Regions from separate parts of the Homo sapiens genome. Here region 1 is linked to region 2. The links are chromatin loops, found by intact Hi-C in ENCODE. Cell type or tissue: PC-3. All regions are shown on one strand. Links, peaks and the distances in the headings refer to the core of each region. The heading gives the core; the rest is flanking DNA.

The links. Peaks named below come from ENCODE experiments on the same cell type or tissue, not always from the same donor. Only the 100,000 strongest peaks of a DNase experiment are listed, where the experiment ranks them.
Region 1: it touches region 2 in a loop (3-fold over the local background); 5 of 110 quality-filtered maps call a loop at or near these places.

The regions. Positions count from the first base shown.
Region 1 is chr4:94,593,408-94,597,820 of GRCh38, reverse strand. The region is part of intron 7 of PDLIM5 (PDZ and LIM domain 5); the gene reads right to left. Among named protein-coding and RNA genes, the nearest start is that of PDLIM5, 140 kb to the right of the region's middle. In PC-3, for the core only: a CTCF peak has its summit at 1,728; a DNase peak (open chromatin) is centred at 1,730.
Region 2 is chr4:94,546,137-94,550,549 of GRCh38, reverse strand. All of the region lies in intron 3 of PDLIM5 (PDZ and LIM domain 5), which reads right to left. Among named protein-coding and RNA genes, the nearest start is that of PDLIM5, 96 kb to the right of the region's middle. In PC-3, for the core only: no CTCF peak of the experiment used is centred there; a DNase peak (open chromatin) is centred at 1,829; H3K4me3 peaks cover 1,136 bases; H3K27ac peaks cover 2,087 bases.

The DNA.
Region 1 (4,413 bases), core at 85-4,084, 47 kb before region 2:
TTCAAATTAGTTTATGGTTAGAAGTTAACTTTTTTTTCCTTTTTTGAAAATCAGTACTATATTTTCCTTTTACCACTCTTCTATTTTCTTTCCCATCCAGGATTTGAAACAAACGCAGATAGTACTCAGTGAATCTCATCTGTAAGTCCTCTACATACCCTGAGCGGTAAGTCATTAAGAAAAAGAGTCTAGTGAGAACCATTTAGAATCACTTTCTGTATGGGGGGCTTCAAATCCCTCCAGGATATAAATAAACCTCTGGGTTTTGGTTATTTTTATTTGCTGTCTTTCAACACAGAGCATTTATTAGTTTCACCATCACCCTTGACGACATCACTTCTGTTTTTTACTTATCCCTTGAATAGATGTTATCTGATTGTTTTACCTTTCATATATAAAGGATTTTTGGTTTTACTGTTGGTGGGTGTACTTTTTGTAAACATACCTGTGATGCTGCTCCAACATCCCTGCTAAGAGCTTTGCTGATTTTAACAAGTATGTGATTCCACTGCTGTAAGCCAAGGGTAAACTTGATTCCACCAAATTTGCTTAAGTGTTACTTCTCTGTATTAAAGCTTCAAGTTCACTCACTGTCTAACCAATGATACACAGCTACCTGAAGACATTAAAATCTTTCAGAAATTTATTCTCAATTTTTTTCTTCTTATAAATTACTAGCATATCAGGATAAAGAATAAAGTGTGTGAAGAGGCAAAATAAGTGTGTACCACTAACTTGAAAATTCCGCAACAGGTGTCACCTTAGTTTTAACACATTCTTCTGTTCAAAGATATAAATTCAGAATCTTTGGGAGTAGTTAATTAGGTGCATCTGTGAGATGAACACCTATTACAGAGTTGGACACAGGAGTAGCATTCAAACAATACCCTTTAATAGATACAAAAATAGAAAAACACAAAAGAGAATACATGGACACATGAGACTAATTTTTAGATAAAAGCAATTTGTAGATAGTTCTTTAATTTGACTAAAAGGAAAGTGAAGATGTCTAAATATCCATACCTGTCATATGCTTTATACTATATAATATAATATATTGGTTCAATTTTCTTTTATAAAATCATATCATTCTAATAAACAAACCTTCACATAATATAAAAGTAGGAAAACTTGGACTTCTGAAACCTGCAATGTGTCTGAAATACATAAACTAGAATAGCAGCAAAAGATAGAAATTAAGCCTTCCATGATTTTGAAGTCTGCCTATCATCAATGCTCTTAATTAACTTTTGAAGTTGTGATTTCTTTTGAAGAAAAAAAAAAACTAAAGTGCAGGAGTCTTCTTCAATACTGAGTTTTAGTAAACATAAGTTTCTTTAATTATCTGGTTTAATTCAATAAAATAATTTTATTGTGTAATTTACTTCTCTAAAGGTGAAATGGAAAACAACTTATCCAAACAGCATTATAAGAGAAGGACTACCGGTCTGACAAAATTCTGCCTCTAAGGAACGTGGTGAATATTCTGGGATTATGAAAGCCAACTTGGCATATTACGAACACTGACTTTTATAAATAACAGATCTTTATAAGTGCTAATAGTACACGTTTAATTTGGTAAACAACAACAACAACAGGCATTTCCAGCATTAAACAGAATTAAACAATTTGGATGTGAAAATACATAGGAACTATGTTTCTTGGCTCAATAATTTTTAAGTACTAGTCTCACAAGGAACTGAAGTGTAGTAATTACTTATGTTCAACAGATGGCGACCTTTACATTGTAGTCAGCAAAACAGTATTTGCATAAAACAGTATACTCAACCAGCAGAAAATCAAAGATCAATTACAAATATTCCATATTTTGCAAGAGACAAAAATTACTTGATCATATACACCATTTTTTGACAGGTGGTTTTTTTACAGGTTGGCAAACATATTTTGTGGGAATGTATCTTGCTGTTCTATTTTTTGGGGCAAGTCCAATTGCTAATTCTTATCTCATGAAAATATGTGCAAATATCAGGCTAGGGAATAATTCCTGCTTTCTTTGCATAGCTTATTAAGAATAGCAGCTTTAGGTAATATACTCAACTAACGTGTCTTAATAAGGATATGTCACAAGACACCAGTATGTTTGTGAAACACAGCAATAATGAAGACATGGGATGGGTCAGCAAACTATTTCTTCATTAATCTATTTTGTGTGGGTCAATGAATATCAACAAAGTTTTAAAAAAACTTACAAAACAGTATGTTCAGAAATATGTAATTTATGCTTCCTAAATTTTCAATGAATGTACAAAGGTAATAGGTTTCTCCTTAAGAAGTAACATTAACTCTATTCTTCCAGTGCTAAAATTCCATTCTGATGGCCTTCAGCCAGAAATCATGTGGGCATTATTTGGTGCTAGAAGATAGCCTACAAGAAGACGGTTTCCCGGCTCAACATAACTGTTTTAGTTTGTGTATTGTAATTGGTAACCTGAGTTTGAATTGTTTTTCTACTAAAGGGAGAAGCAGTCACTCCTCTCCTAATGAGCATTTTAATTCTTTGACAATTGGGAAGCCATATCATACCTTATAATTCTTAACCATTGATATGGTTTGGCTCTGTGTCCCCACCCAAACCACATGTCAAATTGTAATCCCCACGTGTTGAGGGAGGGACCTGGCAGGAGGTACCTGGATCATTGGGGTGGTTTTCCCATGCTGTTCTTGTGACAGTGAGATTGTTCTCATGAGATCTGGTTGTTTAAAAGTGTGTGGCACCTCCCCCTTCTCTCTCTCTCCTGCTCCACCATTGTGAAGATGTACCAGCTTCCCCTTCACCTTCCACCATGATTGTAAGTTTCCTGAGGACTCCCACCCATGATTCCTGTTAAGCCTGTGGAACTATGAGTCAATCAAACCGCTTCCTCATAAATTACTGTCTCAGGTAGTTCTTTTTAGCAGTATGAGAACAGACTAATACAACCATAATAAATATGTGAAAAATCAGAACCCATCATTCTTTAAGCAAGGGAGATAAAGAAAAGACTGATAAAAATGTTTTGATCATTATTTTAGATATCCTTTTGCTAAACTAAAATACCACTTTATACTTATATATAGCATTAAAAATTTGAAACTACAAAGATTGATATTATTATAATATAGTAGAAAATTGAGAACATGGTGAGATCAAGAAAAACATTTTTTAACTTAAATATACTTTGACAATATGATTTTTTGGCATAAATGTGTGTGTGTGTGTGCATGTATAACATAATTATCTCTAAATAAAATTTTCTATGGTCTCCCATAATTCTCTATTCTGGTAGGCCATATATTATTAATAACTTTCTATTATTAATAGTTACTGATAAGATGGCTGTTGCCTCTTTTAAATCAATGTTGTAGATTAGATTCTTATATTTAAACATTTCCTTATTAATGATAAAATTTTCTCTATTAGTATTTCTGTTCAGAGCACTAACTAAGCATCTCATATACCTATTTCTAAAATTGTTATTCTCTCCTCATGGGAATCACCATGCTCTTCATGTTGAAACACACCAAAAACACAAAGGAAGACATTAAAAAACAAATGTTCATTTAATGAAAAAAAGTCTTTCACTAATTAACAAACAGAAAATATCAAGAAAAAAGTGTCAACTTTTGGCAATTAGATTACTCCAACAAAGTACAATTCCCCTTTCAAGTGACTTAGGTATGGTTTCACTTTACTTTCAATATAGGTATTAATGTTTTGATATTTTAATGTCTTGATATTTATATCGAACTTATATTCCATTAGAGATAGTGTGTGCCACGCTGTAAACAACTTCCCTAAAATTAGAGAATTGGAAAAATATGCAATTATATATAATTAGTAACTTTTAGTACCAAACATGGTGGGGCATACTAAAATTCTCACATTCAAAGAACTTTTACTGTAGTTGAGAAAAGAGAATATGGAGACAGATACCTGTCATCCAAAGGTAAAAAGGAAGCACCAAAAGAGAGGTGACAACAATGCTTCCAATTGGGTCCAAGTCAATGATTCTACTTAAGAATAATTTTTTCTTAAATGACAATCTGTCAAAATGAGGATTAGTATACAAAGACAGTTAGTGTATGTTATGGACCGAACTGTATCCCTCCATTATTCATATGTTGAAGCCCTAACCCACAATGTGACTATTTGGAGATAGGTCCTTTAAAGAGGTAATTAAGGTTAAATGAAGTCATAAGGGTGGGACCCTGACCCAATAGAACTGATGTCCTCATGAGAAGAAGAGACCCCAGAGCTTTCATGAGAAGAACAGACCCCAGAGCTTTCACTCTTTCTCTGTGCCCCCACAGAGAAAAAGCCATGTGAGGAGACACAGTGAGACAGTGGCCATACACAACCGTTAGGAAAGGCCTCAACAGACACCAACTCTGCTGGCACCTTGACCTAGAACT
Region 2 (4,413 bases), core at 93-4,092:
AGAGATAATACACCAAAGTTATTCTGAGAAGTAATGATAAGCTCTAGCCAAAGCCACACTGTTTGCTTGCATCTTTCAGTGTGTGACAACAGATAGAGCTTAAAATAATTTTACAAGGACAATGGCATTTGCTAAATGCTTGCTACCAAGTCTTTGAAATTTCTCATTTTCTGTTATTCACTTACTCTTTACACATTGGGAAGTAATTGAAAGATTTCTATTAAATAGATAATACATAAATCTTTCAGAAATGTCCTAACTTTGAATCTAAAAAGTGAGAATAAAATGTATTTTATATAGAAAAATAATCCATATGCAATCATAGCTTAAGAGAAGAATATTTAAGACAAGGGAGATGTCTTGAAGCAAACCTTATAAAGTGAGCAAACAACAAAAATGTATTCAGATGACAATTCTACTGAATCATTATATAACTATATATTATTACATTACTATATAATTTCCATATATTTAATATATGTGTTTATGTGTATGCTGGATACTATACCACTGACTTATGTAAGGAACTATATAAAATGAAGCTTTCTATTCTGTAAATCATTATACAAATATGAGGTACTGGTATCGTCATTTTATTGAAGATTTTATACAGAACATAAGCATTTTTTTTTCTTGAGACGGAGTCTTGTTCTGTCACCCAGGCGCGATCTCAGCTCACTGCAACCTCCACCTCCTGGGTTCAAGCGATTCTCCTGCCTCAGCCTCCTGAGTAGCTGGGTAACTCCCGAGTAACTGCTACTGGTAATAAGCCAGTAGAGCCAGGAAGACAAAGGGAAAATATGTTAATTGAGCACAGAATACTTTATCCAAATTGCCCTCTAACATGTGTGTACAGTATCTACAAACGTACACAGATACTACGCACACTGTTTTACACCTTGCTTTTTTAACTCAACTTTTTAAACTTCAGCTTATTTTTATTTGCTCAAAAACTGTTCATAATAATACATATTGTTCCATTATACAGACAGACGAAGATATATTGACTCCATTTCCTGCTGATGAACATTTAGCTTGCTCTTAATGCTTTAATAATTTACTTCAAATATACTTCATTTTACACATTTGTGAGTATATCTATGGGATAAATTTATAGAAATGGAATTGATAGGTCAGAGGGTATAACCATTCCCTTTAGAAGGGAATAACCCTACAGACGTCCTATCGAAGGCCTTTTCTAGGAATACATACAAATAGGCAATCTACAGGAGAATGAGAATGCATACATCGAGACAGAGAAAAAGGGGTACAGAGGTTATTTAGCAACTAACCCTGTACTCCATATAGAACCCCCTCACATATTAAGAATATGACACTTGCAGGCATTATGTCACCCCAGAATGCTGGCACACAAATGAAGGTCAATTAACTCTGCGTATAGTGTCCTTAACTTTAGGACCAAGAGCAAATACACACAAAACTGATGTTTTCTACAAACAAGTATTGGAAACCGAGGAAATAGGAAACAGAGTAACCAATTAAAGCAAAACATGAATTAACAACCTCGTGTAGATCCTGAGTACCTTATAAGGCCTTTTTTTTTTCTTTTAACTTAGCACCTTAGATGGCTTTTTCAACTCAAGAAATATTGCCAAGGCAATGGAAAGCACAGGGTTAGGCAAAACACTTGTGAGTCAGGTATTTATTTATACATATAAGGAAGAAATTGAGACAGAAGAGGAAGAGCATGGCCAGCCACGGGACATCAAATCACCACTGGCAAGGTAACTACATAGCAGAAGTGGTGAGCTGAGAAAGACCAATTTATCTGTGAACTATACTAAGCTTAGAGGGAAGTGGGTGTGCCCTAAAGAAGATTAGATGAATTCCTAACATGTTTTTAAAGTAGAATAATGTGAGTCACTCAGAGGGAGTAAACAGGCACTTTATATCTGATGTCTTTTGGTTCACCCCTTTATTTCCTCTCTTATCTTCCCTTAGAAAAATGTCATGAAAACAATCCAATTCCTTACCTCTTTCTAAATTGAAAATTGGATGTATATGAACTTTCTATGGAATCTACTAAAACATCGGCAATATCTCTCCAATTTCCTGTTGTAGACCTCTAAGAGGGTGAAGCAAAATGAAAGTATTTCATCTAATTCCTATCTTCCTGCTAGTAAATAAATTTATGTTCAGAGTATTTTTTCCTTCTAGTCTTAAAGACTTCTTTATAAAAATGTCAGGACAAATGGATTTCAAAAGTAAAGGCTTAGAGTTTGGAATGAATGTTGGATGGCAATCCATTTGAGTGGTAGGTATGGGCTCTTCTGAATTAAGTAGCCTGGGTTCAAATCCTGAATCAGTTATTGATGAGTAACCTTGTGTAAGTTACTCAAACTTCCATTTCTTTATTAAGAAAACAAAAGTGCTCGAGCACACACAAAAAAGTGTGAAAGAACAGAGTACAGTTGGCATCAAGAAAATCAGGGTAAAATTAAAAGTGTCATAAAAGCACCCTCAATGACTAGATGTTAAGACATATCAACTACGATAATGGTGAGAGACTTGATGATAGATAAGGATGGGAACAGGCCTTTTTTTGGTAAAAAGTAAACAACCAAAAGATTACTTAATAGGACTGTACTTACCAGGAGTGAGAAGAGATGGCAAACACTGACATTTTCTCAACAGTAGTCCTGAATGACTCTGGTATAGAAAATGTCCACAATGTAGGAGTGCAGTCACCTGCATAAAGTACTAGGAAACTACAAGACCAACCAACCAACATGAGAAGAAGTCTAGAAAGGAGTCTGAATATAATTCTGGCAAACAGGTGGTAATAAAATGCATCAGTCAGATCTCCTATCTCACATAATCTACATTGTTACAGTCAGTTCAGTATACATAATTTACCCTTTCAGAAGACAAAATGTGTTAGACAGAATAATGGCTTCCCAAAGATGTCCCTGTCCTAATCCCCAGAACCTATGAATATGTTACATTAACATGCAGAAGGGAATTTAGGGTACCAGATGGAATTAAGGCTGCTAATTAGATGATCTTAAAATAGGAAGATTATCCTAGATTATCCAGTGGGCCTACTGTAATCACAAGGGCCCTCAAATGTGGAAGAGGGAGAAAGAAGAGTCACTGTTAGGATGATATGATGTGAGACAGACCCCTTAGTCACTGTTGCCTTTGAAGACAAAAACAATGCAAGTCAAGGAATGCAGGTAGTCTCCAGAAACTGGAAATCGCAAGAGAAATGATTCTCCCCAAGAATCTTCAGAAAGGAAGGTCGACCCGTTAATTTTAGCCTAGTGAAGCCCATTTCAGACCTGTAACCTCCAAAACTGTAAAATAATAAATTTGGGGGGTTGGGGGTGCAGTTTGGCCACTAAGTTGGTAATTTGTTACAGCAGCAATAGGAAACTAATACACAGGTAAATAATTTTTGGAAAACTTTTATGAAAATGTTATAGTAAGCATTTTTTTAAATTGAGGTATTTGATGTCAATTTACCTAGCAAATTCAGTTATTCAGAATTAACCATGTTCTGGGGTTTCTGGGATAACTGAAGTTTTACCACTAACTTTAGATATATATTTTTTTTTCCTTAAGCCCTAAGATCATTAACAGTTAAGTGTAAAACCTAGATGTTACAATGTTAATTAATATAACCACAAAATAATTCACATGCAATTTCAAATACCTTAAATCCCTTGAATATTCAGGTTGAAAAAGGTGGGGGGGGCCTAATGTCAGAAGGAGTGCTAGGGTTGAACATATTAAGTAAAAATTTTAAGTAATATATATAACACTAACGTTAAAAAATTTAATATCCCTGGTGTTTTTGCACCACTTACCGTAGATTTAGCTTTATATTTTAAAAAATACTTCAAGCTATAGAAGAGGTATTGTGAAAATCAAGAACTCCTATGAATAAAAATATCTTCTATTGATGATAGCAAATTTAATTTGTATTTAATATTAGATAGATAATTAAGCCACATTAAAATATTTCCCTAAAGAGTATTAGGAAAAAGAATCTGTTTGGAACTTCTTGAAAATAATAAATTCCAAAGATTTCCTAATAGCTTTTGTTTGATAACAATTTAAGAAGTGAATGTGAAGAGGAGAAAAAAACTACTTAATATGCTTCTCTAGATAAGTTTACCTTCTTTTTTATACTGTTACTTCCAATGAGCAACTATTCCGCTTGGAAGAGAAGTGAGGTTGTGTGTATATAGATGTGTGGGGCCGGGTGGGGTAAGGTAGGCGGTAAGGTTTAAATGGGATATAGTAAGGAACAAAGCATTTTCTACTCCAGGAGAAATTAATAACCAGGGACAGTACTGACAATGCAATATCATTTGGGTCAGAATATTTTAAAAATCCATCATAACGTTCAGTTCTATGAGGATATCCTCTTCCCAAAGCAAGCATCAT